Regions from separate parts of the Homo sapiens genome. Here region 2 is linked to region 1. The links are chromatin loops, found by intact Hi-C in ENCODE. Cell type or tissue: PC-3. All regions are shown on one strand. Each heading gives the region's core, and the rest is flanking DNA. Links, peaks and the distances in the headings are about the cores only.

Region 1 (15,915 bases), core at 2,852-10,851:
AGGCATTGTATTAGGTACTGGAGATATGGGAGCGAATGAGATACAAGTGTTAAATTCGATGGATTTAATTATACATGTAATAAGGATAAGGCTTATAAATGCTTTCTTGTTGAAGTCTGGATGGTACTGTGTGCCAATAGCTAGTATTTAAAAAATTTGGCTTGATTTCAGTAAATTCATGTCTTGTGTGTCTATTCACCTCACAGGTAAGTGAAGTGAATCTTCCAACTCCTCTTTCTCCCCGGTTAATGAAACACCCCTTTCTGTGTGCTGTGCATAGCTCTGTGGTAACACTCATTGACTTATTCTGTTTTGGTGATTGTTTATAGTCTTAGTCTGTTTTGCTCTGCTATAACAGAATACCTGAGACTGGGAAATTTATAATGAAAAGATACTTATTTCTCACAGTTCTGGAGGCAGAGAGAAGTCTGAGATCAAAATGCTGGGATTTGGCAAGGGCCATCTTGCTGTGTCATCTCATGGTGGAAGGTGGATGGGCAAAGAGACAAAAGGGGGCCAGATAAGCTCTTCTGTAAAGGCATTAATCCCACCAATGAAGATGGAGCCTTTATGGCCCCATCACCTCCTAAAGGTCCCACCTCCCAACACCACCACAATGGCAACCAAATTTCAACATGAATTTTGGAGGAGATAGACATTCAGACCATGACATTTATTATGTCTGAGTTTTAACTTAGACCATGAGCCCCTAGAAGGCAGAGACCACTTGAATGTTTACAGTCCAGAGCTTCTCAACACATTGGACATATTTCGTGATGGTTGGGTAGATGGGTAAATTAATAAATTGAAAGGAAAGGGGGATATTGCAAAATAGAGAATAAAGAATGAGGAGCAAAATGGATAGGGTAGAAGAGGAAGAGAGGAGGAAATACAGGAGATGGATGGCCAACTCCCTTCTCCCTTCTCTTAAGATGAGACTTGATGTGCTCTCAAGTCCCTGGACTGGGTGCTCCCTATCAGTGATACTAGGGGGCTGTAATGGATGTGGCTTCAAGAGAGTCTCTAGCATGGCTTATTCAAAGTCACTGCCATAGACTTAGCACCCAGATGACTACTTTGGGTGCATTCCAGGAATGCACTCTGACTTAGGCATCTGAGCGATCTGTTTGCCCCTACTTAGTCTCTGAAATAGCAAGGTTACCTCATATCTGCCAAGCCAATGGGAAGGATACAAAGGCTTTTTTGGGGTAATAGTGTTTTTCCACACTGCATTGGTGACTTTTTTGTCAGCTAAGCTTTGAGTCATGATTGCATTTGAATGGGAAATGATATTCCTAAAATGTGTGCCTTAGATATTGTTATATTTTTGACTCCTGGTTAAAAAGTATTAATGTCAAAAAATAAATTTTTTCAAGTTAACTTTTGGTATCTATGCTTGGCAAACATTTCCACAGGCAGCCACTGTATCCTACACTATAAGCTTTCCTGTTAACCAGAAACTCTTTTAATTGCTTAGTTGAAATATATTGAAATCATTTGTTAATGAGCTTGAGGTGCTCTTTCTCACTTCATATTCTAAATTAACCTCACCAAAGAGTGACAGAAGGTGTAAAAGAGTTCTGAGATAAAACTGCTTTCCAAAATTTTGGTTAAAGCTAGAATGGAAGTGGGCAGAGAAGGGCTCCTTTGCTTTTGAGGGGTCAGTGGGAGAACGGATGTGGTAGAAAGTTAGCTTGGTTCACTACCATGCTTCTCTCCTGGTGGGCTGCCACATTTCTGTGGGTGGATATGTATGAGTTATGAGAAAAGGCTGGGGGCAAAGCTGGTGTTCGGATCTATGTTTTGGGGAGCTGTGCCCTCATTTTGGAGGAGCCAGTGTCTGGAAAGTGATTCTGAGAGACAACTAGCAGAGGAGAAGGAATTAATGGTCACAGTTTATGAAGAAAAAGAACCAGGATTGCATACTAAGCCCTCTACTGCACACACAGCCTAACCTCTCTATAAGGCAAAGATGTAACCATACATATATTTACCAGGGCTGTTTTCTGACTGAGATATGGAATAGAGAAAAGGTTAGATATGCCTGTCTGAGCAGCCTACAGATTGAAGAATAGTTTTTAGTATCCTTTTGGTTTTTTTTTTTTTATTTGAGATGGAGTCTCGCTCTGTCGCCCAGGCTGCAGTGCAGTGGCATGATTTTGGCTCACTGCAAGCTCCGTCTCCTTGGTTCACACCACTCTCCTGCCTCAGCCTCCCAAGTAGCTGGGACTACAGGTGCCTGCCACCACGCCTGGCTAATTTTTGTATTTTTAGTAGAGACGGGGTTTCACCGTGTTAGCCAGGATGGTCTCAATCTCCTGACCTTGCGATCCACCCGCCTTGGCCTCCCAAAGTGCTGGGATTACAGGCATGAGCCACCGTGCCCAGCCACTATCCTTTTAGTTTTTAGAGTTTAAAGCCTTATTTGGTGTTTAAATTTCTTTCAGAATTATAATGAAGTAAAATGAAATGTTTAATTGATCTAATTCAAGCATTTAAAGATACTAACATTTTTGTCTGAGTTTTGATGCACGAATTTACCACTTAATTCTAATTAGCCTGATCATTGCCAGCACTTTCCCATGCATCCATTCAGGAGGAAGCTAAGGAAACCTTCCCCACCGTAACTTTTTCCTTCTCCATGAATTCACCTGTTAATCAGATGCTTCTTTGTGCTGGTACACAGTTCTGTGGTAGCACTTATTATATGGTTCTTGTCTCTTCAGTGTCTCATTTATTTACTGCACTGTGAGCATGTGAACAGAGCAAGTATCTTAATCACTTATGGAGCTTCCAAACTTGAACCACTTCATGGTTTAGCCCCAAATGCAGACACTAAGGTAGTGTATCCTTATGCTATTTGAACTGATCTGTTTTTAAACATTCTGGTTATTTTCTAAAAAGCTCATTTGAATAAAGAAATTATAAAATGAGAACTCATTTTTACTGTCTATATGACATTTAGAGAATTAATTTTGTCTGAGAGAATGAAAACATTTACTTGTGAAATAAGGCAAATAAGAATTTTATTTAAAAGATTTGATTCACACAGAAAAATTTCTGTTTAATTGATCTTGGGGAAAAATGGGGAAAATTTGGTATGCTTTTGAGTAAAAACGTTTTTATATTGGGTAAATTTTTATTTTATAAAATAAAAATGTAATGAAAGTTATATATAGTGTTCAAATTATTGTCTAGTTTTTGTGTTTTACAAAATTGTAGTTACTGAAATTTGTAACATGGACTCCTTGATCAGTTAACTAATTTAAATGGACATTTTGTTACATTGGTGCATTAGGTAGAACAATGTTGGATGCAAACAGAAAATTTCAATACAAGCTTACTTGAAAAAGAAGGACGTTTAGAATCTCTTTTAAGTGGATGTTCATGTAGTTTTGATGCCAGAGGTGATTGATACAGACTAGAAGCTCAATAATGTCATTCCAGACTCATGTTAAGTGTTCTTTTTGTGGATGGGAGTTCATCGCTAGTCTCTGACATTCTGTGGTGGCCCCATCCTCTGGCTGTTAGCAGCAGATACCACTTTCAGCTATAAGAATAGTACTACTGGGTGTGGTAGCTCATGCCTGTAATCCCAGCTACTCAGGAGGCTGAGGCAGGAGGATCTATTGAGCCCAGGAGTTTGAGACCAGCCTGGGCAAGAAAGTGAGAGGTCATCTTTACGAAAAATTTTTAAAAATTAGCTGAGCAGTGTGGCATATACCTGTAGTCCCAGCTACTCAGGAGGCAGAGGTGAGAGGATCCCTTGAGCCCAGGAATTCAAGGCTGCAGTGAGCTATTATCATGCCACTGCACTGCAGTCTGGGTGATAGAGTGAGACCCTGTCTCAAAAGTAAAAACAAAACAAAACAAAACAAAATAGTACCATCTTTTTTTTTAAGATGGGAAAAAACCTTTCCCAGAAATCTTGTGGCAGACTTGCCTTCTCATTGGCAAGAATTGGGACCCTTTGATTTTCCTAAACCACCATTGACAAAATACATGGGTGACAGTGCCTGGTTGCAATAGTTCTGGGGAGTAAAACAGAGTACTATTGTAATGGGTAAATCCAGACTGCCTTTATACAAATATCAAAATGCTTTGCAGAATGTGGAAAGAAAATGGATTGCATTGCAGTCTATTTTTCTGAATGGAAATAGTTTTATTAATATAAGAAAATAAAAACAAATTTTATAAGTACACATTACATTTGTAGAGAATTAAAAATACCACAACAAAGGATATTTTTTCTGTTTTTCTAAACTTTGGAGCCAGGCATATGGTAACATTTCTTTTTTATTTTAGGCTTTTGCATTACAGATATTACTTTTTCCCCAGTGCCATTGGTTATTGGAACAGGATCTAAAGGTTTATTTTTATTTGTGGAAAAAAAAATTTTAAAATCATTTCCTCAAAAATATTAATTCATATTTTTATTTGTTTATTTGATAAGGGCCAGTCAATAGATAAATTGACAGAATGGTACTTAATGTAGAATTAGATTTTCAAAGATAATGTGAAGCATAAGTGAAACATTAGTTCTTAAATAGGGACTGCCTAGAGATCTTACTTGAGCCTTCGGCTGTGGTCTTTCGGTAGAGTTGATAACTGGTGAAGAATATTAAGGTTCAGAAAAGGTCTCGGGGATATTGCAGATGTTATTTCTCTGTCAAATGTAGTCATTTGCACACCTGCAGCACTGGGGTCTTCTTTCACCATGTTTTAAAGCTCACTCGGGCTGGACTGCTTCCAGGTTCACTTCCTGCTCCCTTTGTTCTCTTTTGCACTGTGCTTTTCTGCTGTGTCCCTGCTCTCACTTGTTTAAGTCATTTTCAGAGGAGAATTTGTTCTTGCAGATTTTAGATTTTCTTATAAAAAATGTGGAATCGTTGAAATTCCTTTTACAAGACTTTTTTTTTTATTCAATTACTTTACCATTTTTAAGGTAGGGAGAATCTCAGGAATACCAAGCAAAGAGGAACATCTGGAATGTTCTATACATTAATAAAAATGGAAACATGCATAATTGCTACCCTGCTAAAGTCCCTGTTATTAGTAATTTAGGAAACATTTTATTCTGCTTACCCAAAAGGAAAGGTAAATATATGCTTATAATATTAAATTGTTGAAACTGAAATCAATAGTTTTATATTAGTCGTATCGATTTCAGTGAAAAACCCTACCTTTCCAAGAGAAACAGTTTTGCCAATAAAATGTAGGAATTAAAATATAGTAACTTTGCCAAACAGATGTAAATTCTTTAATTAAAATAATTTATTTGAGTAAAACTTGCAGCATAATACTACTTTCAAATGATATAATTACAAAAATAAGCCAAAAATACTGAATTCTAAAAAATCTGTAGGTTTTTAAGGAAGTAATTTTCCTAATATGAAATATAATCTAATTTGGCTCATTAGGGGAATACTGTTTCCAAAATGGCATTTTATGTAATAAGCGTTCCCTTTTCCTCATTCCTCATCCCCCTCTGTGTCTCTCTGGTTGAGTTAGTTGAGGCTTCAATAGCAAAAGCACTTCCTTTTGCAAGTTTAGAGTTTTAAGCAGTAGTTCCTCTGTCTTTGACTTGAGACAGTATGATTATGTTATATAAAGTTCGTAATGCCTTTTGAAAATCTCTTTAATAAATAACCCTTTGAAAATAAAGTGTATATATACTTTGTTTATAAAAAGTGTATATAAACTTTATTTCTGTTTCTCAAATATGTTTCTCAAATATATGTATATAAAGTGTATATAAACTTTATATATTTCTCAAATATATTATTTATGGTTTTGTGCTGTTTGCACATTACTGCCTCTTGATACAGGTTCAACAAATAAGTATGGAATATCTCTAGTTTGGCAGACACTGAGTTAGGCATGTGAGCAGACAAAAATGTCTTTCCTTAGAGAGCTTACTTTAAAAAATTCTATTAAATATTCACTGATGCCTTTGTTCAGCATTTTTCCCTTCTTTTTCTTCTCCTAATGATTCATTCTTGCTGTTTTTGTGGCAGCCAGCAGTGCCTAGCTTCCCATGTAGCAGTATTTGAAAGTATCTGTCTATCCTATGATGTGAAAGATTTTAAATATTTATTTATTTTCACATGCAGTTTTTGTGATTAAAAGGGAGGAGAAAGAGAAAAGTTGTCAGATAAAATCAACGGGATGAGTATAAAAGTTTTCATCGAAGCAGCACAGTGTCATGGAGAGATGACTGGAATGTGAGTCAAAAGACATGTCATCACCTAGTTCCATAATTGGTGACTCACTTGCTTTTCCTTTTCTCAGTTAACCAACTCATGCTAACACAGAGAGAAAAATGCCTGCCATATCAGTTTCACACAAGGTGTTTGTAAACAGCAGATAAGGTCACGTGTGAGAAAATGTTTTCACTTGAATATACGTAAAGTGTTTCATTCCATTGCCTTACACATTTTATTCGTAAATGTGAACAAATAAAGGTGAATTTGTGGCTTTCATTAATTCAAATTTAAAATAGTGTTAAATTATACCTAGTTTCTAATTAATAGGATTAATAACTAAAACATTGTGTGATCTTGATATTTACCTCACACCCAGAACTATAAAAAGTAGCATTGCAAGAAATGAGATACATGATTGAGTGAACAGTGCCTGATCTGAAGTTGAGATGCTTTTATTTTATTTGGACAGGAATCATACATGGTAATAATTTGGGTTATTTCCAATAACAGAATTTTTTCTGCTGAAATATATTTTAAAGAAAACACTTTTAAAGAGTCCAATGTAGATTTTTCCACAGTGTATTCTACAGAGCATATTAAGATGTTAATTACCGCTCTTTGATTACAGGATTCCAGGGTCAAATAATTTTGTTTGATAAACAGTATAAAACATATTAATTTACTGCAGAACTTTCAGGGCTTCCAGTATGTGAATGTGTATACTGAAATGTTAAGAGGGCATATAGAATATGCAGCATTTTCCAGAATTATTTGAGAATGGATATTTTTTTTCCCTTAGAGAACATCTATTAACAAGCACCCTTGGACTCTCATCCTCAAAGTGAGGTCCCAGCACTATGAGCATCACCATCAATCTGGACCCCACCCCAAACCTATTGAATTAGATCTGATGGTAGGGCCTAGATGTCTGTGTTTTAACAAGCCTTCCAGATGATTCTGATACATGTGAGAACCACTGCACTAGGGTTTCCTGGAACATAGTTTAAAAAATAAAGAGCTAATCATTTAAAAATATGTATGCTTTTAAAAGAAGGCCCTTCTATTCTGAGTAGTGATATTTAGGTGTCAAGTTTTTATGCTTAGGGTGTGTGTGTGAGAGAAGTCATTAAAAAAAAAAAAAGATAATGCATTCTTGCCAAGTAGAAAATAGGTGTGGTATAATGAAAAAGGTGTTGAAAGTTTATGATTCATGATTTAGTAAAAGTAGAGCTGGATTAACTGTAGATTAAATATCTGACCTCACATACCACACCCTGACTGTACCTTAAGTTTATGCTTCTGTGAGTTAAAGAAGTGCAAGTAGAATTCCTGAGGAATTTAGTTTTCACAGGGAGGCGTGCTTTTATCCTTTTCTTTAAGCTTTCTCTCTCAATTTATTCCAATAGGGCATAATTTCTTTATGATGTTGCTCTTAGGAAATTCTTTCAACAATGATTTTATTTTCCTTTTTTTTTTTTTTTTGGGACACTGCAGCTTCGACCTCCTGAGCTAACAGATCCTCCCACCTCAGCCTCCTGAGTAGCTGGGATTACAGGCACACGCCACTATGCCTGGATGATTTTTGTAGAAACAGGGTTTTGCTACATTGCCCTGACTGGTCTTGAACTCCTGGGCTCAAGCGATCTTGTCACCTCAGCCTCCCAAGGTGCCAGGATTATAGGCATGAGCCATGGCACCTGGCCTTCAACAGTTATTTATTGGGTCCTTAGTAGGGGCTTCATGGGCACTGTGCTAGGTGCTGGATGCACACCGGTAGATAAAAGGAGCACAGTGCTGATCCTCACAGAATTAAGAGTGCATAGAAATGGAGAGGAAAGGAAACAGCCTTTCCTAAAGAATGAAGTGCTCTAGTAAGGAAGTCCAAGGTGCTAAGGGAAAAGGAGGGATGATACCTGTTATAATCCCCAAGGTCAGGATTATGTGACATGAGAGATGTAGTTTATTATATTTTACAGTGATTGGCTTGAAAAATAGTGCAGAAGATTTGTAACGCATTTCTAAATTTGGGAAGGATAAACAGTAGCTTGGAAGCTTCTCTTTGAGCAGTAGGCAGTTTTATTTAGATAAAATTCAGTGCATCTATCTTTTGTAGGAAGAGTTTGAGAAAAAATAATTATTCTGAATTTAAAAATATTAGAAATGAGACTTATTATGTAAGTATATGACATGGAGTTTTCATGATAGTTATCAGCTAGTTCTGATAAGTAATATATTTAGGTCATCATAGAAAGTATGTTTATATTAAATAACTCTTGCATATGTTTGTTACAGTAAATTTTCTTAGAGATAAATAATAAACTATTTTTTGGACAGCTTCAAAAGGGAAAATTCAAAATTTAGAAAAAACATTAGAAATGTTAATATGGGATATTTTTGACTTAAGACATTCAGAAAAGTTAATGTTTTAACACGATATGTGATTATAGAATTCTATTCATATATGTGTTCACATTTATACACTTTGCTATACTTTGTATTTATAAATATAATTCTGTTAGATAAATAAGTGATTCATATTTTGTCAAAACTATTTTAAAATTTCAATATTTAAAATATTTTTGAATCACTGGTTTTCGTTAAGTGGCATCATAGATGAGATTTGATTCCATGTAGCATATAATTTTAGATTGTTCCTCTCTCACCCCTTTTAAACTCCTTCAAGCATTGCTATTACTGGGGTTGCCTTTGGGAAAACTTACTTCTAGATACTACCATATATCTGAAATAGTAGAGGTGGATGTTAATAAAATTCATAAAATAATCATGTATTACTTTTTTTGATTTACCACTGGAAGGAAATACAGTCATGTGCAATATAATGACGTTTTGGTCATTGAGACCCACATGTGTGACAGTGGTCCCATAAGGATGTTGCTGAAAAATTCCTGTTGCTGCCTAGTGACACTGTAGCCATCGTAACGCCATAGCACGACACGTTACTCACCTGTTCATGGTGATGCTGGTGTAAACAAACCTGTGCTGCCAATCATACAAAAGTATAGCACAATGACAATTATGTACAGTTTATCATAATTCTTGATAATAAATGACTATGTTACAGGTTTATGTATTGATTCCACTTTTTGTCATTATTTTGGAATGTACTCCTACTAATTATAAAAAAGAAAAGGTTAACTGTAAAAAAGCCTCAGGCAGGTCCTTTAGGAGGCATTCCAGAAGAAGACATTGTTACCATAGGAGATGACAGCTCTATGTGTGTTATTGCCCCTGAAGACCTTCTAGTGGGACAGGATATGGAGGGGAAAGACAGTGACATTGGTGATCCTGACCCTGTGTAGGCCTAGGCTAATGTGTGTGTGTCCTCGTTTTTAACAAGAAAGTTTAAAAAGTAAAAAAAAAAAAAAAAAACGTAGAAGAAAGCTTATAGAATAAGGATATAATGAAAAAATATTTTTGTATAGCTGTACAATGTGTTTGTGTTTTAAGCTAAATGTTCCTGCAAAAGTGTCAGAAAGTTACAAAATTATGAAGTAAAAAAGTTATAGTGAGCTAAGGTTAATTATTAAAGAAAAATATTTATAACATAGATTAGTTAAACCTAAGTATACAATGTTTATAAAGTCTGCATTAGTGTACAGTAATGTCGTAGGATTCCTCATTCATGTACCACTCACCCAGAGAAACTTTCAGTCCTGTAAGCTCCATTCATGGTAAGTGCCCTGTACAAGTGTACCATTTTTTATGGTACAGTTTTGCCTTTATATTTATTTTTACTGTACCTTTTGTATGTTTAGATATGTTAAAATACACAAATACCATTATGTTATAGTTGCCTACAGCAGGGATCCCCAGCCCCCAGTCTGGGGCCTGTAAGGAACGGGACCACACAGCAGGAGATGAACAGCAGGGAAGCTAGCTAAGCTTCACCTGTATTTATAGCCACTTCCCATCACTCACATTACTGCCTGAGCTCTGTCTCCTGTCAGATAAGCTGTGGCAATTGATTCTCATAGGATTGCGAACCCTACTGTGAACAGCACATATGAGGGATCTGGGTTGTGAGCTTCTTATGAGAATATACTACCTGATAATCTGTCACTGTCTCCCATCACTCCCAGGTGGGATTGTCTAGTTGCAGGAAAACAAGCTCAGGGCTCCCACTGATTCTACATCATGGTGAGTTGTATAATTATTTCATTATGTATTACAATGTAATATTAATAATAATAAAGTGCACAATAAATGTAATACACTTGAATCATCCCCAAACCATCCCCCTACACTCCCACCCTGGTCTATGGGAAAACTGTCTTCCATGAAACTGGTCCCTAGTGCCAAAAAGGTTGAGAACCGCTGGCCTACAGTATTTAGTACAGAGAAATGGTGTACAGGTTTGTAGCCTGGGAGCAATAGGCTATACCATTTAAGTTTGTGTAAGTACACTCTATGGTGTTCATGTAAGGAAATAATGACATTTCTCAGAACCTATTTCTGCCATTAAGTGATGTATTACTGTTTATTATTTACTCCTGACACTATTATTACTGAAGTTAACTAGAGTCCCCAGTGGTTAATAGAGGAAAGTTTATTTGTACCATGGGGCAGCTGATTTTACATGTTTGATCAGATTGGTCTCATGTAGAAAGGTAGTGTAGCAGCCGAGCATGGTCGCTCATGCCTGTAATCCCAGGACTTTGGGAGGCTGAGGTGGGCGGATCACTTGAGGTCAGGAATTCAAGACCAGCTTGGCCAAACATGGTAAAACACCGTCTCTACTAAAAATACAAAAATCAGCCAGACCTGGTGGTGTACGCCTGTAATCCCAGCTACTCAGGAGGCTGAGGCAGGAGAATTCCTTGAACTCAGGAAGCAGAGGTTGCAGTGAGCTGATGTCGTGCCACTGCACTACAGCCTGGGCAACAGAGTAATGCTCCGTCTCAAAAAAAATAAAAATAAGGAAAGGTAGTGCAGTGTATTGGGAACATAAATGCTAAAGTCACGCTGCATGGGTCAAAGAAATCCCAACTCTGCACTTGAGCAGGTCATGTCTGTGAGTTGTTTCCTTATCTTTAAAATGCAGGGATAGGCCGGGAACGGTGGCCCATGAGGCTGGGGCGGGGGGATCCCTTGAGGTCAGGAGTTCGAGACCAGCCTGGGCAACATAGTCAGACTGTCTCTACAAAATATTAAAACAAAAATTAGCCATGCCTGGTGGCACATGCCTGTATTCTCATTTACTCGGGAGGCTGAGGTGGAAGGATCACTTGAACCCACAAGTTCGAGTCTACAGTGAGCTGTGATAGTGCCACTGCACTCCATCCTGGATGAGAGAGGCAGAGACTCTTTCTCAAAAAAAAAAAAAAAAAAATGCAGGTATAAATAAGTACCTACCTCATAGGGTTGTTAGTATTAAAAAGATTAATTAATACAAAGTGCCTACCATAGTCACTGGCACATAGTAGATAATCAGTAAATATTAGCAATTACCATTTTTCATTTGACCTTCAATAGCCTTTCATTATTCTTAGGGTAAAGACCAATATCCTTAACAAGACCCATAAAGTAACCCCATTATCTGGCCACTACTTGTTTTCCACACTTTTTTCTTTTCCTGATTCATTAAGCTCCTTTTATTTTATTATCTCTCATGAAATGCTTGTTATTAGATCTCAGTGTTCTCTTACTCATCTTCCCTTGGCCAACTGATTGTTTTCTCATGCTTCAGATTTGACTTCAGAGGTAACATTCTTAGCCAAATCTTTCCTGATGTTCCCATCAGCCCCCAACACCTCCTTCCCCTGCCTAAGTTCAATGCTGTTGTTGGCTGTGTTCCTTATAGAATTTTGAAAGGATGATAATACAACTGGGTTATTTGTTTTCTTTCCACACCAGAGCATATTATAGACCCAGAATTGTTCTTAGCACATAGGCAAAGGATAAATATTTCGTGGGTGTGTGAGGTAGTGAGTGAATTAGGAGTGAATGAACTGATCTATGCATACTTGGGTATTACACATATTAGGGTATTACAAGTACAGGTACCAGGTAATCCTGATACATGAGATTAGGCATTTTTTGTTGTTCTTGAAACTTGAGAAAATAAATGCTTCATTGTATGCAGGTGTACTTGAGAGCTACCCATACGTAGTGTGATGTTTGGTTTTGTTGATTAATTGTAGTTTTAAAATATGTTTAAATTATCTTAAACGGATTAGATGTATTATTCTGCTTGAAATATGCAAATGTCTGAACATTGCCAGTCATTTCCCATTATACCTGAGGACTTACATATTGTTGGCTTGAGCTGCTTTCCAAGGCTGTAGAAGGCACAGTTCTGCCTGTCTGCGGTGAGTATCAGCAGGTGATCATCCTGAGGCAGTTGCCTGTAGGAAGCCACTGAGATTTAGGACAAGTTGGAAGCCAAGGCTTCTGCAAGAGCTTTACAAGTGTAGAGTTGTTTGAGGGTACAGATCACTTCCATTAGTTCTTTCGTGATATGCTTATCTTCCTTATCTTCCTGCCATCTCTTATACTGTCCCATTTTCTTCCTTATCCTTTGAATGTTTTGTCTTACTTTTTCCCTCCTCCTCCAGCTTTGCATACTTGAAAACCCTTCTTTTTCCTCTCCACCTCCCCTTAATTTTGAAAAGCCAAGGAAGGATTTTTTTTTTCCTTCCAAACTCTTCAAGATTTTTTCTGGGAAGCCTTCTCTACAACTTTGACATAGGCAGTGAATAAACTGATTGATATTAAACCCATTCAAAGACATTAAACTCCTGTTTCTCTAGGAGATTGAGGATTGGTGTAGTTTAGAACCTTATGAACTGGAACCAATAAAACGGTTCACCAGGATGGGAGTGTTTTACACTTTCTGGATCACTGATTATCCAGTACAGAAAGTTCAGCATCACCAGCACTCAACAGTAGCAGCTCTTCCATATCTTACTCTGAAATGGAAATGGCAGTGCCTACTTTAGGTATTTTAATAACAATAAATAAATATATTTAATAAGTTCTTTCCTACTTCTTGAACCAAATAGTTCTTAAGAATGAGGTTGTCATTAAAACTTCAGAGATATCTGCAGTTTGTGTTTCTTTGTTTTTTTTTTTTTTAAATTTTGAAAATATCCTTCAAAGATAGGGAGTAGTCTTTTCACTTTGACAGGGCATTTGACAACCATTAATTTATGCAGCTTCTGGGCTCTTTTAGGAAGAAATGCAGATTTTAGTGGTTATAGGAGTTATCTTTGGTTGTATAGAAAGGTGTAAAGATCTTTCTATAAGGTGTTAAAATTTTCCAAAGAATAGTGTGGGTTATCTTTACAGCAATTTAAAATAAATTAATATTTACTGATTTATTTTTAATTAAAGAACATTTTCAAAGGTGGGGTTAAGTAGCCCAGGCTGGCTTGAACTCTCGAGCTCAAGGGATCCTCCTGTCTTAGCCTTCCGAGTAGCTGGGATTACAAACGTGTACCACCATGCCTGGCTTTAAGAGAATTTTTTAAAATATAAGATATGATGATTTGTTGACTGTTTTTTGGCAACAGTGTGCACACAGTCTTCAGCTACAAAGTAGTTCTCTATATATGCTAGCATTTTGTCTGAAATTTTCTTAAAGGAATCCATTTTTAAAATTGAATGACCCTGTAATAAGCTTAACAAGTGTTCAGGATCGCAATAAATTATATCAGTTGGCAAAACTTTTTACACTGCAGTGACAGTCTCTTTGGTAACAACCAAATGTGGTGTGAAAGATACAATAATATATTTTTAGATTCAAATTTAAATTGAAAATATTTATTAAGTATAAGTTTTGTAAAACTCTACAATTTAAAGATTCTGTTTTCTAAGACTACACTAATTTGTATTCAAATGTAAGATTTCCAGCCATTTAGGAGTTATCTAAATAAATTTTTTCTTTTATTATTATACTTTAAGTTTTAGGGTACATGTGCACATTGTGCAGGTTAGTTACATATGTATACATGTGCCATGCTGGTGCGCTGCACCCACTAACTCGTCATCTAGCATTAGATATATCTCCCAATGCTATCCCTCCCCCCTCCCCCCACCCCACAACAGTCCCCAGAGTGTGATGTTCCCCTTCCTGTGTCCATGTGATCTCATTGTTCAATTCCCACCTATGAGTGAGAATGTGCGGTGTTTGGTTTTTTGTTCTTGTGATAGTTTACTGAGAATGATGATTTCCAATTTCATCCATGTCCCTACAAAGGACATGAACTCATCATTTTTTATGGCTGCATAGTATTCCATGGTGTATATGTGCCACATTTTCTTAATCCAGTCTGTCATTGTTGGACATTTGGGTTGGTTCCAAGTCTTTGCTATTGTGAATAGTGACGCAATAAACATACATGTGCATGTGTCTTTATAGCAGCATGATTTATAGTCCTTTGGGTATATACCCAGTAATGGGATGGCTGGGTCAAATGGTATTCTAGTTCTAGATCCCTGAGGAATCGCCACACTGACTTCCACAATGGTTGAACTAGTTTACAGTCCCACCAACAGTGTAAAAGTGTTCTATTTCTCCACATCCTCTCCAGCACCTGTTGTTTCCTGACTTTTTAATGATTGCCATTCTAACTGGTGTGAGATGGTATCTCATTGTGGTTTTGATTTGCATTTCTCTGATGGCCAGTGATGATGAGCATTTTTTCATGTGTTTTTTGGCTGCATAAATGTCTTCTTTTGAGAAGTGTCTGTTCATATCCTTTGCCCACTTTTTGATGGGATTGTTTGTTTTTTTCTTGTAAATTTGTTTGAGTTCATTGTAGATTCTGGATATTAGCCCTTTGTCAGATGAGTAGGTTGCGAAGATTTTCTCCCATTTTGTAGGTTGCCTGTTCACTCTGATGGTAGTTTCTTTTGCTGTACAGAAGCTCTTTATTTTAATTAGATCCCATTTGTCAATTTTGTCTTCTGTTGCCATTCCTTTTGGTGTTTTAGACATGAAGTCCTTGCCCATGCCTATGTCCTGAATGGTATTGCCTAGGTTTTCTTCTAGGGTTTTTATGGTTTTAGGTCTGACGTTTAAATCTTTAATCCATCTTGAATTGATTTTTGTATAAGGTGTAAGGAAGGGATCCAGTTTCAGCTTTCTACATATGGCTAGCCAGTTTTCCCAGCACCGTTTATTAAATAGGGAATCCTTTCCCCATTGCTTGTTTTTCTCAGGTTTGTCAAAGATCAGATAGTTGTAGATATGCGGCGTTATTTCTGAGGGCTCTGTTCTGTTCCATTGATCTATATCTCTGTTTTGGTACCAGTACCATGCTGTTTTGGTTACTGTAGCCTTGTAGTATAGTTTGAAGTCAGGTAGCGTGATGCCTCCAGCTTTGTTCTTTTGGCTTAGGATTGACTTGGCGATGTGGGCTCTTTTTTGGTTCCATATGAACTTTAAAGTAGTTTTTTTCCATTTCTGTGAAGAAAGGCATTGGTAGCTTGATGAGGATGGCACTGAATCTGTAAATTACCTTGGGCAGTATGGCCATTTTCACGATATTGATTCTTCCTACCCATGAGAATGGAATGTTCTTCCATTTGTTTGTATCCTCTTATTTCGTTGAGCAGTGGTTTGTAGTTCTCCTTGAAGAGGTCCTTCACATCCCTTGGAAGTTGGATTCCTGGGTATTTTATTGTCTTTGAAGCAATTGTGAATGGGAGTTCTCTCATGATTTGGCTCTCTGTTTGTCTGTTGTTG
Region 2 (15,915 bases), core at 4,687-12,686, 51 kb before region 1:
CCTCTGCTTTATTTACCACAATCCGACTATCAGAATTGCAGCGATTTTCCCCCTAAATCCTAACAATATAGGAATGTTCATTTGCATTCTCTTTTACTCTTCACCTTCTCATTTTTCCCTCCCCTTTCATTTTTATCTTCCTCACTTTTGCACTTAATCAAAAAACACTATTTTATGTGACTGCTTTTTCTCTGAGCCAAAAAAATTAAAATACACTCATTTCTATTGTGAATATCAACAGTTTCTTTACTAACTCCATCATTCTCTGATTGGAAGTTACTAAGTTAGAGTAAGTGGAATGATGATTTGGTATTTTGTAGGCATAGTCTTAATATATTTTAGTAATATTATAAACTAATAAGAGCAAGATACATTTCTATTTTGTTATGAAATCATTTGATTATGTAGTTTCACTTAAAATGTTTTGTGAAATGTTTATATTTTGAACAAAGGAATGTATTTCCATAGCAAAAATAGCTAAAAATGGCACAGACATGTATTATATAAAATATATTGCAGATATAACTTAGATCTAGACTTTTTATTCCTTTATATAATCTCTTTGATATACAAAAATCTATAATTATACAGGTTTTCATCAACACCTTTCTAGCTTTTATTTGAAATTTCATGTGTTTATACTTGTGGTTTGAAAGCTGTTATGCATTCTTAAACATTTTTCTTCAAACATACTTGCATGCACCCTGACTTACTCTAATTCCTTTTCTAAATTCCTTTTTTGGCTCATCTGTCCTAAACCTGGAAGGTGTAATGTAGTTTAACAATAATATTTTACATCTGTAGTTTGTGAATAATGTCTTTCTTACAAATGGAATTATTAAATATTTATGCAACATGAATGATTTTGATGCCATATTGTAAAGTGTGTCAAAGAGATGATCTAGTCCTGCTCTAAAGAGAAAGATGTTTAAATTCACAGTTGAGGCCGGGCGCGGTGGCTCACGCCTGTAATCCTAGCACTTTGGGAGGCCGAGGTGGGTGGATCACTTGAGGTCAGGAGTTCGAGACCAGCCTGACCAACATGGTGAAACCCTGTCTCTACTAAAAATACAGAATTAGCCAGGCGTGGTGGCACATGCCTGTAATGCCAGCTACCTGGAGGGCTGAGGCAGGAGAATCACTTGAACCCAGGAGGCGGAGGTTGCAGTGAGCCAAGATTGTGCCATTGCACTCCAGCCTGGGCAACAAGAGTGAAACACCTTCTCAAAAAAAAAAAAAATTGACAGATGATACACTACCAAAAAATAATTCAGAGCACAAATAGACTGAATGTGGGAAAGACAAAATGAGAAGTTGGTGGGAACATTTATGAAATGTGAAGTTGATTCAGTCTGTTATTCTGTCTTTAGGTGATGCCATCAGGGAATATCTTAGGGAAGACTAGAATTGGTGTTTTACGATTTTACTTTTAAAATTTGGTATCAAGTCCTCCTGATATCTTAGTTATCCTCAGTCTAAACCACAGTGCTCAGCCATTAGTGAAACTGCTATATTTGGAAAGTGATTAGATTTTAGCTTCTTTTCTTCACTTCATATTTCTCCTCAACCAAAGTGGGTATTCTAGCTGAAGTATGGCAGCATTTCCTTAGCACTCTGCTTTGTCCATGCTGTCCATCATTTATGGGGTATGTAGAGTCTTCACATCTATAATGTTTCCTTGCAGCCCTCACCTGTCTAGACAGAGAATGCTGATCTTTGTTGTTTTTCTTTATATGACCATCCTGTCGTTCACCTGATCATTTGTTTTTATTTGTTTGAATTGTCCTTCGTTTCTGTGTTTGTTTTTTTTTTTTTTTTTTGCGAAAGCAAGGTTATAGATTTTTTATTCAGCAGCAGATATTTTTGGAGAGCTAGTCTATGTTAGACCAGAACTGCATGTAGTATTTCAAGTAAAGATGAACTCTGGTGTTAGATGAGAACCATATTTTCTATTCTCTAGTGATGTCTGTGTCATTGTTAGCTTTTTTGGCTGCAGGAACTTATTAATGCATTATCCCAGAGGTGACTTCTAGCTCCTTTTCATGATAACTAAGGCCCTTATCCTGAGAAGTATAGTAACCCTATAGTTTTCCAGTTTGAATCTTATTTGATGTTTTTCCCCCTAGTAAATCTCATAAAGTTTTGGAGATCTTGTAGGTTAGCCCACTGACTTGGCATTTCACATGCTGGAAAAACTTAGTATCTTTTGCAGACCTGGAAAATTTAATCTATATTTCCTCTTTTACATCATTTGTAAAAATGTTAAGGCTACTTCCAGCACCTTCCCTGTTTATGGTTTTCCTGCCAAAATAATTCCTTTTTTCACTGTCTTTGTTTCTCCAGTAAAAATTCATCGAATCCTATGATGACTCAGTTCATTATAATAACTTTTGTGGTAGTACCTTGTCAAGGGCTTTTAAAAAAAATCCAGTGGATTATATTGACTGGTTTCTCCCTTGAGGCTCTACACAAGTTTTAACTTACCGAGACATGATTAGCCCTGCAAAAAAAAAAAAAAAAAAAAATGAAAAGCTAGACCCCCTCCCATGATTATATGTGTTAAATTCTTCCGTGACCTTATACTTTAGCATACACAGACCTTAGAAATTTGTCAAATTGCTAAGAAGTAATTATAACACGAAATTAGGGAAACGTGAGGGGCTGTGGATAAAAGAGGTGACATTGAGACTTAATGTAGATGGTTGAAATGCAAGTACATACAAGTAGCAGCAGGAAGAAAAAGCAGATATACACACACATACAAACCCCGAGAGGCTACGGTGGTTTTCTTTTATATGTTCTAGGCAGTGCGTAGGCCTGTCACATTGAAGATAGTAGTTACTGTCAACCCATTTTACAGATGAAGGATTTTAATGCACAGTGAGGTTCAGCCAGTGGTAGTGCTGGATTCTAATGTAGGACCCTCAGCTTCTAAATCCATGCTCAAATGTTGGAGGTCTGTTAGAGCCAGATATTATACTGGTTATTGATGAAACAAAGATGACTGACAATCAGCCCTGGTGGTTCATGAGCTTGAAAGACCCCTGAGGCAAGGAGACATGTGTGACAACTGTATGAGATGATAATTGCATGTGGAAGGTGCTGATAGAGCACAGAGAAAGGTTGATAATTAAAGAGCCTTCGAGATAAAGACTTGGGTTATCAATCATATCCTGAGGAGAGAGGTGGATAAAGAGAGACAGTGTTTAAAATATATGGAAAAATATATTTTGAACTTTAAATGATGTAATCTCCCTTATTCTACCCTTTCAGTTAATATAACATTTCTATACAGAGAGTACTGGCAGTGTATTTTAAGAGCAAAGTTACCACATATTTACTAATATTGACTTTTCTGTTTGATCCGTCTATTGTCTAACTACAGTGACATTTTAGTGAATGTGAGGAACTAGATAGCCCAGGTAACTTGCTAACGGTAGAGGGATGCAAGATGAAGAAAAAGACTCATTTGAAATCAGTTGATAATGTCTGAAATGATATTTTTAAACTTAAAAATTATTTTGAAGGAAGCACTGTGACATACACTCATTGTATGGCTTGATGGAGGATTGATGTTAAATTATAGGGAGGACCAGAAAGTATGTGCTAAAAACCACAGTAAAAACCTTCAAGAAGAGTTTCATCTTGTAACTCCTGTGATTAAATTTTCTCTAACATTTTAGTGACTCTAGGTCATCATCTGTAATAGAGATATTACCTATATTTTATCCTTCTGATTTGATTCATCAGAATGCACCAGAGTGGATGGCAATGAAATGACTGCAGCAGTTTTCCAGGCTGGTTTGCAGCCTGCCCATACTGTCATCATCTGCCAGCCAGCCAGTGGGCTTCATATCTTCACACACTTTTTCCAGAAAGGACCTCCCCTTTGTCTTCAGCATGTTGTTGTTAATTTTTTGGCATAGCAAAATGCAGAAGGGCCTATTGGCTGTGGCAGTGGAGTTCAGCTGAGGCAGAGTTACTGTAAAAAAAGAAATCTTTAGTTTCCAAAATAACCAGATTAAACACATATTTTACATAAAGCCAAGGAGTTATGAGGAAAGCAAGGTTTAAAATGATGTTAAAAGTAAAATAGCAAATTTGCTTTTTAAAATACTTAATATTTAAAATATTTGATATTACAGGTACTATCTGTGTGTTAAATGAACACATTTTTGCTAATCCAGTAGTCACCACTTGATTTTCCAAAGGAATATAAATATTGCAAAAATGTAATAAGATATAGTATAATTTGTAACAAATAGAAAGCTTCCTTAGTGACTCCTTAGATTCCAAAATATAATTTTTCCATTATGGAAAATTATATTTATGTTGAACATAAATAATCAGATGTTTGCTTCACTAATGATCCAGCTTATTTTAAAATTATGTTACTGGATTTAACGATGTGACCTCTGTTCTGCGACTTTGTGTATTCTGGAGGCTTGTTATGCATGTCAAGGGTATTTCCTTTTATTTGTTTTAATTTTACCTGCCATTTAAATCATTGAATGACCCTTCATAATTGTATTATGAAACCATATAATAAGGAAGGACTAGTTGATTATTTTTTACTTTAACTTTCTTAATCTCATATAATTCAAATCTTCTTTGTGTTCTCATTTCTCAGGTCAAATAATTTTTCGTTTGTAATTTTTCATCACAGTAATGGATGGGATAGAGTAATATGTTTCAATACATTTATTGTTCTTATTTTAGCATTTTACATCTGTTCTCTTTTTCGGAAGAGGAAGTCAAGTAGTATGTTGAAAAGAGCATACGATTGAGAGACAGGAAAGGTCATAATCTAGAATCTGGACTGATCACTTAAAATGGAATATTGGCCAACTGGAATGGGAAAATCTTATCTTGGTTAATAATAGTAGCATATATCATTAGTTCCTTTAGAGCAAGGTACCATAACTGTTTCATCTTTGTATCTTTTTTCTTCTGGTGTTTTTGGAATTTCAGAGACAAAAGAGAATGTTTGTGACTTAAGTCCCTTCTAAACCTTTCAGCTCTAAGATTTTATAATTCTTTATATGAGACTGATACGTACAAATCTAATAATTATACAGAGTACCATTTACACAATTTTATGAATAAACTCATTACTTGGGAGTTGCAAATTATTTAGGTTAGTAGAAAATAATTCTGCCACAATAAATACTGTATTCTTTTCTTAGAATTATTTGCTAAGAACTTTTAAGGCAGTTGTTGAAACGATTTTGTTCAGAAGTCAGATGCAGTTTCATGTTTGACTGTATTAGATTATAATGGCTAATTTTACCAGAGATAAAAAATACGCAGAGGTTGCCAGCAACATGATAAATTAGTTTCTGTGATTACAAATTTTCACTAATCAATAAGGGATAATTTCCCTGTGTATCTCATTGGTTATCTTTGTTTCTTTGACTCCCACAGGAAGTCTCTTTTAAAAACTCTTTGTAATATGAAAACAAAAACTGAACCAGGTTGAAGTGTTATGCAGTTGAACTGGTTCCCTCTTTGAGAAGTTAATGCCTGTTGTATTCTTTTCCTAAAATATTATGTAGTCACACTGTTCTGTGATTGTTTAAATGTTAAGATTTCTTGAAAATGTCTGGGAAACCTGATACGTGCTTATTATTTTCAGGTTGATTAGTAATTTCCTTTTAAGACACTATATTTTCATACAGCAGTCAACTCTATTATTTTTATATGTGTGGGGATTTCAGAGGTATTTTCTAGATAACCCATACCAAATTTTTAATCTCATCATGCTTCTGTGCAACCTCCCCTATGACACGTCAGTATTTGCTAACTGGAAAATTATATTTATCAAGCTAACTAAAATACAATTGAGAGGACAGATAATCAAAGCCCCTGGTAATTCATCCTGGAGCATTTGCTCTTAGTATAAAATAGGAAGCCTCCACTAAAAACTACAGAGTTGCTTGTTTTACATGAATTGTTTGCTCTTAAGGAAAAAATTTGAGGTTCTTAAGAAATAGAAAAAATGTTCTTGTCCATAGTGAATGGATTAGGGTTCATGATGATAAAATCTTTTAATCAGAAATGAGAAAGAATGTGAAACAGGGTAAGGCAAATCCCCTTTATGTGGACTCTTTTCTTAGAAGTTGGATTAAAAATGAAAAAAAAATTGGATAACCTTTATACCCAACATGTATAAGTTTATTTATGAATTTTTTCTTCTTGTGCTTTTCTGTTTCTTTGGAACCTGATTCATAATTCACTTTGGGAAAATATTCTGTTAATCTCATTCCTGTTGACTCAGTCCCTCCCTTTCTCTGCCTGCACTATCTTCCATTCTTATGTACTCTGCACTGTATCAATTTCTAATTACTGATTTCCTGAATTGTTAGTGTGCTTCCATCCTCACAGTTTTAACTGTATGAAATGTCAAAACCTGTCTTCTGTTTCTCTCTCTATCTTTTACAATATGGAATATAGAACCCAAAAGATGCTTGGTCAGTGTTGATTAACTGACTTTCTTTTGTATGGTTCTGATCTTTATTTTTTCATAATGGCGGAAATTTTCATTTTTAAAGTACATGAGGAACCTCAGAATTTTTTAAATGTATGATTTGTTGCATTTGTTTTAAAATTGCATTCTGGGACACGAAAAAGGAAAAAAATTCTCTTCTGTATTTTGACTAAAACTAGTGTAGAAGGTTCTATACTGAACTTTCGAGGCAGATATCTGAGTTTGTATTCCAGCTTTCCCACTCAGTGTCCTCATCTGTAGAATGAAGATAATAAGAATACCAGTTCAGTAAGGATCATGTGGGAATTACAAGAAATACCTGGCACATAATAGTTGTTCAATAAATGTTCACTCTTGTTCTTTATTTTTAGATGTCTTAAATGGCATTAGCACTCAGCCTGCTTTACCAGGTTACTATATGAGATTCTCCTACTAAAACAGAATGAGGAAAATGTACAGTTAATTGATCAATTTTAAGGAGAAACTGTTTTCTTGTAAAATGTTTCTAAGCCCAAAAATTATTTGATCGCAAAATGTTCGTATTGAAATATAAGTGCCTAATTTCAAAAACGAAGCTCTTTAGCAACAAAGTTGTTTCCTTTTTTTCCAATTTAAGATATTTCCATCTCTATTTCAAATGCTTGCTTCTAAAAAAAAGTTTAGTGAAATAAGAGGATAAATTTTATGTTTTTATTGATTTGAATGACATTTTCCCTTGGATGAATTATGAAATGTCTGGTTAACTTTAGCATTAGTGAAGCTTGAATAGATTTTAATATTAAGCAAGTGTTTAGTTGCTTGACATGATCAGTTTACACTATTGCAGAGCCTTAATTAAAGTTTTATTAAACTGTGTAAACCGTGATCCAGTTTGGATTTGAAAGTAGATAGACATCTGTTTCAAATATTATTACTACGGTTAGAAATTAATAGCCTTTGGCCAGATGCAGTGGCTCACGCCTGTAATCCCAGCACGCTGGGAGGCGGAGGCGGGCAGATCGTGAGGACAGGAGATCGAGAGCGTCCTGGCTAACACGGTGAAACCCCGTCTCTACTAAAAGTATAAAAAATTAGCCGGGTGTGATGGTGGTCGCCTGTAGTCCCAGCTACTCGGGAGACTGAGGCAGGAGAATGGCATGAACCTGGGAGGTGGGGCTTGCGGTGAGCTGAGATGGTGCCACTGCACTCTAGCCTGGGCGACAGAGCAAGACTTGTCTCAAAAAAAGAAAAAAAAAAAAAAGAAATTAATAGCCTTTTTTCTTGGAAAGTCTTAAGGTTTCTCTTTTGAAATTTTTGTTGTTGTTTCCTCACTATTTCCTCTGTATTAAAATAATTTTGAGGTATAAGTTATTTTAAAAATCACTCTAATAATGTTTATATTATCTATACAAAAGAAAAGCAAGGAAATATTTGGGAGTATTTGATCAAAGAACAGTAAAACAAGACTGTTTTCTGTGAAAAGCAGATTTTATGGTGATGCATCATAAGCATTTGAGACAGCTTTCTTGATTGGCGACCATTGTGCCTTCCTTCCTCCCTGGCTTTTTTCTTTATGAAGTGAAGATTAATTCTAAGTTAATTTTGGTTCTCATTTTGCTCACTTACATAATAAACACGAAGTACTCTTATTCTCTTTTTTCTTTCTTCACCTCCGTGGCATTAGAAAATTCTTCAGCAAATGCAATTATTTAGCTACTTGTATATGCGTTTTAGTTGTGGTAAGGAATCTTGATATATTTCAAGCAGAATTATTTAATGCTGTCTAGAGAACAACATCAGAATTTAAATTTTCTATTAAACTGTGCTTATTAAAATGGTAGAAAACAAAACTTGTAATACCCCAGAGTCAGAATCCATCCAGTTACTACATTGCTATGTCTTGGTTCTGCAAGACTTGATTATTACATGAATACGCGTTCAATGGAAACATTATAAAATACAGGAAAAGGCCAGAAAGGAAAAAGAAAATCACCTGAAACTGCACCACTTAGAGCCTGTTATTTGTTACCATTTTGATATATTTCCTTTATCCTTTCTCCTAAATTATTTTTAGATATGCTAACAAAAGTGTGAATTACCATCTTAATTTTGTATTTTATTTTTGCTTGAATGATTTATGAATTTTTCCTTATATCATTACATATTTTTCAAAATACTGTTTTAATTAATGACTGGAAATACTCATTTGTATCTATTTTCCTTATTTTTATCATAACAGTACAGTGAACATCTTTATGAATAGGTCCTTTAATATTTATATGAAAGCTTTTATATGTATCACCAGTTGCTTTCCAGTCATCATTCTAATTTACAATTCTACCAGCAGAGTATCTATTTAATTTCTCTCATATTTTAAGAGAAGTGTGTTAATATTTCAGTTATCTCCATGAAATCTCCATAAGCCTCAGAAAAAGAAAACAAAATTTGAAGGACCCCAAAATGAAAGTAGTTTTGAATAGGTGAGAACCTGCTTCATGTTATTTTTATTTAAAAAAAGGAAAAGAAAGATAAACAGGAGTTTTTACTGCTTACAAATACTGGCCATTACCTTTGATATATAATTTTATTACATTATAAAAGAAATGCAAATTAACCCTAATCATTTTTCTGTTATTATGGTTCTGAGTTTTACTTAATAACTATAGGAATGATTTAAAGGAAAAAAGCTATTAATTCATACAGAAATCCTTGTAGTCAATGGCAGAAGTGACCTTAAAAAAATCTAATTGAAACCCTTTTTTGATATGCAAAATGAGATTTAAGATGGTTCTGTGTTTTGTGAAAAGGCCCTTATATTGTAGCAGAGATTGGGCCAGAAAACAGGTTGTCTGATTCCTGCTCTTTTCTTACTTTTAAAAAATATAGAAGTTTTGGCCGGGCGTGGTGTCTCACGTCTGTAATCCCAGCACTTTGGGAGGCTGAGGTGGATGGATCACCTGAGGTCAGGAGTTCAAAACCAGCCTGGCCAACATGATGAAACCCTGTCTCTACTAAAAATACAAAAATTAGCTGGGCGTGGTGGCAGGCACCTGTAATCCCAGCTACTGGAGAGGCTGAGACAGGAGAATCACTTGAACCTGGGAGGCGGAGGTTGCAGTGAGTTGAGATTGCGGCATTGCACTCCAGCCTGGGCGACAAGAGCAAAACTCCATCTCAAAAAAAAAAAGTGTATATATATGTATATATGTTTTTAAATGAAATAATTCTTCTCTTAAAGGATATATAATAATAATAAATAGAGTAAATGCTTGTACATCCAATAGTCAGCTTGTGAAACAAAGTAATACCAATAACTTGTAAGCCTCTTATGCATTCCTCAGTTGCATTTGGCATCTTTCCTTCCCATCTGAGTAAACACTAACCTGAGTTTTATGTTTATTATTCACTGGTTTTTAAAAAATAATTTTATCATATATGTGTGTATACCTAACCAGCATATTTTTGAGCTTTATAAAAATACGACTCTTTAGGTAGTGTCCTGTGTTTTACTTTTCCCTTCAAATTTATGTTTTTGAAATTCATCCATTTTGCTTGAAGATGTATTTCACTTTCTTTCATTGCTTTGTGATACACTGTTGGGGGAATAGATCACAATTTATTTTTCCATTTACTTCCTGATAGGGTATTTCTATATATTTGCTATTATAAAGAATGATGTTATGGGCTTCTTGTATTAACTCTTGGTGCACCAGTAACAAGATGCTCTTTTTTAAATGTATAAGACGGTGCTATATTGTTTTCCAAAGTAGTCCACATTCCCACCAGCAGCATGTGGATAATTCCTATTTGTACCTCATCCTAGTCCATACTTAATATTTTCAGATTTATTAAATACTTGCTAATATCCAGGTTTAAAATTTCTTAGTGGGGTCATAACTGATGTTTTCATGATTGTTAATGATGATGAGCCATATTTTCATGCATTTTGTCCATTTGTTCTTTTCCTCTGCCAACTTTGTGAAGTGCCTGTTCATATCTTTTGCTGATTTCGTATTAGATTGGTTGTTCTTTTCTTAGTGACTTTTAGGGATTTTTTTTTGTTTATTATGAATGCTAATTTTTAGTTAAATGCATTGCAGACATCTTTTTATGACTTAGGGTTTCTCTATTTTACCTTTTTATGTAGCTTTAGTGACAGAAGTTCTCAATTTTAATGTAGTCAAATTTTTCATTCTTTTAATTTACGGTTTATAATTTTTGTGCCTTGTTTAAATCATCTTTGTCCACCCCAACATCATAATGATATTCTCTTAATAGTCTTAATCTATATGTAATTGAATTTTTTTCTTGAGGTGTGAGTTAAGGTCCAATTCTATTTTTTTCCATATAAATATGTGTAACCTATTTATGTATAACCTATTGTCCAAATGCAATTTATTGAATGTATCTATCCTTTCATTCTAGAGTAATTGTCCATTAATGTCAGCCCTGTTGTATATCAAATTTCTCTACACACATATGAGGGCCTGTTTCTGAGCTTTTAAATTTTGCTCCATAGGTCTGGTTTTTATTCTTGTGGTAATATTACATTGCCTTAACTAGAATATAATATAGAATAGAAATAGTGATAATGATCATATTTTTCTTTTTCTTGTAGGGTCTAAATCTAACATCACTATTAAGAATGATAACTGATCTAGATTTTATATATACATTTATCATGTTGAGGTTGTTCTTGGACGGGTGCGGTGGCTCATGCCTGTAATCCCAGCACTTTGGGAGGCAAAGGCCAGTGGATCACCTGAGATAAGGAGTTCGAGATTAGCCTGGCCAACATGGTGAAACCCTGTCTTTACTAAAAATACAAGAAATTAGCCCGGTGTGGTGGCACGTGCCTGTAGTCCGAGCTACTCAGGAGGCTGAGGCAAGAGAATTGCTTGAATCTGGGAGGTGGAGGTTGCAGTGAGCCGAGATCGTGCCACCTCACTCCTGCCTGGGTGACAGAGTGAGACTCCATCTTAAAAAACATTAGAAAAAAAAAAGGATGTTCTCTTATATTCCTAATATACTGTTTTATTTTATATTCATAGTAAATGGATATTAAGCTGTATCAAATTATTCTGTATCTTTGAGATCGTAAAAGTTCCCCCCCTTCCCTTAATCTCTATGTTACATTTGTTGGGTTACATTTGTTGATTTCATAATGTTAAATTGCTCTTATTTTCTAGGATAGACTCAATTTGATCATGACATGTAATTAATAATCTTTTTAATTGCCTGCTAGATTTGGTTTGCTAATGTCTCATTTAGGATTCTTGCATGTGTTCATTAATGAGATTAGCTTTTTTTCATGTCACTTTAATATTACTCCCAACCGCACTAGCCCTCAGTAGCCACTAATCTAGTTTCTGTCTCTATAAACTTGTCTATTTTAGACATTCCGTAAAATGGAATGATACAATATGAGATCTCTGGTGACTGGCTTTCTTCACTTAGCATATTATTTTCGAGGTTCATCCATATTGTAGCATGTGTCACTACGTAATTCATTTTCATTGCCAGATAATATCCCATTGCATAGATAGACTATATATTTATACATTCATTAGTTGATGGACATTTGTGTTGTTTATACTTTTTGGTTAATATTAATAATATTGCTATAAACATGTATGCCCAAGGTTTTATGTGGACATATATTTCATTTTTCCTGGGTATATACCTAGGAGTGGAGTTGGTGGGTCATATGATAACTCTGTGTTTAACATTTTGAGGAACATCCAGGTTGTTTTCTAAAGTGCCTATAGCAGTATACATCCTAGTATATGAGGTGTCAGTTTCTCTACATCCTCATCAACATGTATTATTGTCTTTTTTTTTTTTTTTTTTTTTTTTGAGACAGAGTCTCGCTCTGTCGCCCAGGCTGGAGTGCAGTGGTGCCATCTCAGCTCACTGCAAGCTCCGCCTCCCTTGTTCACGCCATTCTCCTGCCTCAGCCTCCTGAGTAGCTGGGACTATAGGTGCCCACCACCATGTCCGGCTAATTTTTTGTATTTTTAGTAGAGATGGGGTTTCACCGTGTTAGCCAGGATGGTCTCGATCTCCTGACCTTGTGATCCACCCACCTCGGCCTCCCAAAGTTCTGGGATTACAGGTGTGAGTCACCGCAGCCGGCCTATTATCTGTCTTTTTGATAATAGCTATTGTAGTCAGAATGAAGTACTGTGTCATTGTGGCATTGATTTGCATCTTTCTGATGGCTAATGATATCAAGCATGTTTTCATGTGCTTATTGGCCATTTGTATGTCTTATTTGGAGAAATGTCTAGTCAGATTCTTAGTCCATTTCAAGAAATTGAGTTATTTATCTTTTTGTTATGGAGTTGTAAGTGTTCTTTAGGTTTTCTAAATATATGTCTCATAACAGATATATGATTTGCAAATATTTCCTCTCATTCTTAAGATTGTCTTTTCACTTTCCAGATGGTGTCCATGGAAACAAAAATATTTTCAACTTTTATAATGTCCGATTTATCTATTTTTTCTTTTGTTTTTATGCTTTGGTATCATATTAACCATTGCCTAATCTAAGATAATAATTTTTTATTTTTATTTTTTTGAGACGAAGTCTTGCTCTGTCACCCAGGCCAGAGTGCAGTGGCGCCATCTTGGCTCACTGCAACCTCCACCTCCCAGATTCAAGCGATTCCCCTGCCTCAGCCTCCCGAGTAGCTGGGATTACAGGTGCCCACCACGCACCTGGCTAATTTTTGTATTTTTAGTAGAGATGGGGTTTCACCATCTTGGCCAGGCTGATCTCAAACTCCTGGCCTCGTGATCCACCCACCTCAGCCTCCCAAAGTGCTGGGGTTATAGGCGTGAGCCACTCTGCCCAGCCAATAACAAATATTTATACCTATATTTTCACCTTCATTTTCGAAAGATAGTTTTAGTGGACATAAGACTCATGGTTGATGGTTTTTTTCTTTTAGCACTTTGAACATTATTTTCCTGGTGCCTTTGAGCCTCCATTTTTTTCTGTGTTACCGGTTAACCTCATTGCAGTTTCCTTGTATGCAAAGAGTCATATTTATTTATATGCTCTCAAAATACTCTCTTTTTGTCTTGTAGTATTTTTGCTATTATGCAACCCAGTGTGGATCTCTTTGTGTTTATTCTGCTTGGAATTTGTGGAGCTTCCTGGATTATTGTTTTTAATTAATGTTTCATTAAACTGGGAGTTTTCAGCTCTTCTTAAAATGAATTTGTTTTGCTTCTTTTTTTTTTCTCCTCTTTTTGGTAGCCCCCTTACATATATATGTGCTTAATGGTGTCCTACATTTCTCTGAGGTTCTGCTTATTTTTCTTCGTTTCTAAAAACCTGTTCTTCAGGTTGTACTATCTCCATTGACCTATCTTGTTTGTTTATTCCTTCTTCTGTCAGTTGAAAGATACAGATACTTCCTTCTACTCAGTTTTGCATATCAGTTATTATACTTTTAATTTTTTAATGTTAATTTTTTTTTTTTTGTCACCCAGGCTGGAGTGCAGTGGTGCAATCTTGGCTCACTGCAGCCTCAACCTCCCAGGCTCAAGTGATCATCCCACCTCAGCCTCCCTAGTAGCTGGACCATAGGTGCATGTGACCATACCTGGCTAATTTTTGTATTTGTTTGTAGAGCTGAGGTTTTGCCATGTTGCCCAGGCTGGTCTTGAACTCCTGAGCTCAAGTGATCTAATCACCTTGGCCTCCCAAAGTGCTGGGATTACAGGTGTGAACTGTCACACCTGGCCAGTTACTATACTTTTTATCTCCAGAATTCAATTTGAAAAATTTTTATCTCTTTATTGATATTTTCCATTTGATGAGACATTATCATCACATCATCTTTTATTTCTTTAAGCATGGTTTCCTTTATTTCTTTGAGCATATTTATAGTGGCTACTTTGAAAGCTTTGTTTGTCAGATCTAACATCTGGGCTCTCTCACAGGTAGTTTCTGGTGCCTGCTTTAATTCCCTGTATATTGGTCTCATTTCCCTGTTTCTTTGTATGTCTTGTAATTTTCTGTTGAGAACTGGACATTTTAGGCAATATATTGTAACACTGGAATCTGCTTCCCTCCACTCCTAATGCTTGTTTTTGTTATTTGCTTGTTTGTTTAGTGACCTGGCTGGACTATTTTACTGCTAGGGGAAGTCTTTGATATTACCTCTCTAATGGTGGGTGCAACCTTGGGCATGTCCACAGTTACCTTTGGATGAAAGGGTTTCTGTCTCTGACGGTCTCTTTCCCTTATATCTTTGTCAAGCTGCTCACCTCTGTTGTTATCACGCCAGCTATTAGGATCCACGAATTGCTGGCCGATTGTTCTATTGTTGTGACAGTGCTCCAGTCATAACTTGCTTCATAGTCTGATCTAATTAGTTTCAGGCCACTCTGCTGGGGTAGTTTTTGAGGCCGGTGTTTGAGGTTTGTTCTGATTCCAGGAGGACTCTTAACTCTTTTCCTAGTTCTCTATGGTAAACTATCTGGCTTATAATATAGTTTATGTCTCTCATGGATCTACTAGCTTCCTCTTAATTGCTTACCACCAAAATCTTTATTGTTTCTAGAGTACCCTTAGGCTTGAACTTCCCTTATACTCTGCTGTTTCAGTTAAAGTTAGTCCCTTTAAGTGAGAATTTTGAAGCTCTCTGTTCTTATGAAGTGTCTCTTCCTCTGGGCAAAATCTCTGAGCCATTGATCTGGAGCCAGTGATCTGGAGGGTGTAGTAGCCTGTTTCTCTTGGAGTGACACCATGATTTTTCTAGCAGGATGCTGGGCTGAGATGGTAGCCTCTGGTCTCCTTATCTTACCTCTTCTGGTATGGAAACTTTGCACTATGAATGAGCTAAGGTGAAGGCCTTTAGGGCACCAGTATTCTCTGCCTGCTGTTGCTGGGTGTAGAGCGTTTACCCTGTGAGTAGGGACTGGTGGAGGAAGGAAGCTCTGACCACTTGGCCATGCTCACCAGGAATGTAGCCGTTGTAGTTTAGAGCTGGGGGGATGAGAAGTGCTGGTGGCCCCTCCCTCCTGGTGAGAGAGTTTATCCTTTGACTTGGAGCCCCATTTTCTTGGCCATATCCACAGGGAGTGGAGTTTCTCTCATATCGAGCTGGAGGTAGGGAAGGAGGGGATATGTTATGCTCAGAGACCATAGACTCTCAACCTTCTTACCAAGATTTAGTATGCTTCCTTGAATTAATGTTTCTTGATCTGCTTCTTGCTCTTAAGACAATTTCCAGAGACTTTAAGTGTTTTCTTAGTTTTTTAATTTAAAATTTTACTTGTATGGTTGTTTTGGCTGGAGAGGGTAGGTCTGTGGAGCTCCTCATACTGCCATTCTAGAAGTGGATTATTGTGAGATTAGCTTTTAATTTTATTTCCTATTGTCAATAAGAGACTTAGGAATCCAGGTATAGTAACCTAATGGAATGAGGTTGGGA

What was found. Hi-C counts contacts between places; a loop is a spot of excess contacts. Peaks named below come from ENCODE experiments on the same cell type or tissue, not always from the same donor. Only the 100,000 strongest peaks of a DNase experiment are listed, where the experiment ranks them.
Region 2: a loop joins it to region 1, with 2.6 times the contacts of the local background. A loop is called at or near these places in 2 of 110 quality-filtered maps.

What each region holds. Positions count from the first base shown.
Region 1 is chr4:94,821,656-94,837,570 of GRCh38, forward strand. All of the region lies in intron 1 of BMPR1B (bone morphogenetic protein receptor type 1B), which reads left to right. Among named protein-coding and RNA genes, the nearest start is that of BMPR1B, 72 kb to the left of the region's middle. In PC-3, for the core only: no CTCF peak of the experiment used is centred there; a DNase peak (open chromatin) is centred at 6,236; H3K4me3 peaks cover 776 bases; H3K27ac peaks cover 1,517 bases.
Region 2 is chr4:94,768,385-94,784,299 of GRCh38, forward strand. All of the region lies in intron 1 of BMPR1B (bone morphogenetic protein receptor type 1B), which reads left to right. Among named protein-coding and RNA genes, the nearest start is that of BMPR1B, 18 kb to the left of the region's middle. In PC-3, for the core only: no CTCF peak of the experiment used is centred there; no DNase peak of the experiment used is centred there.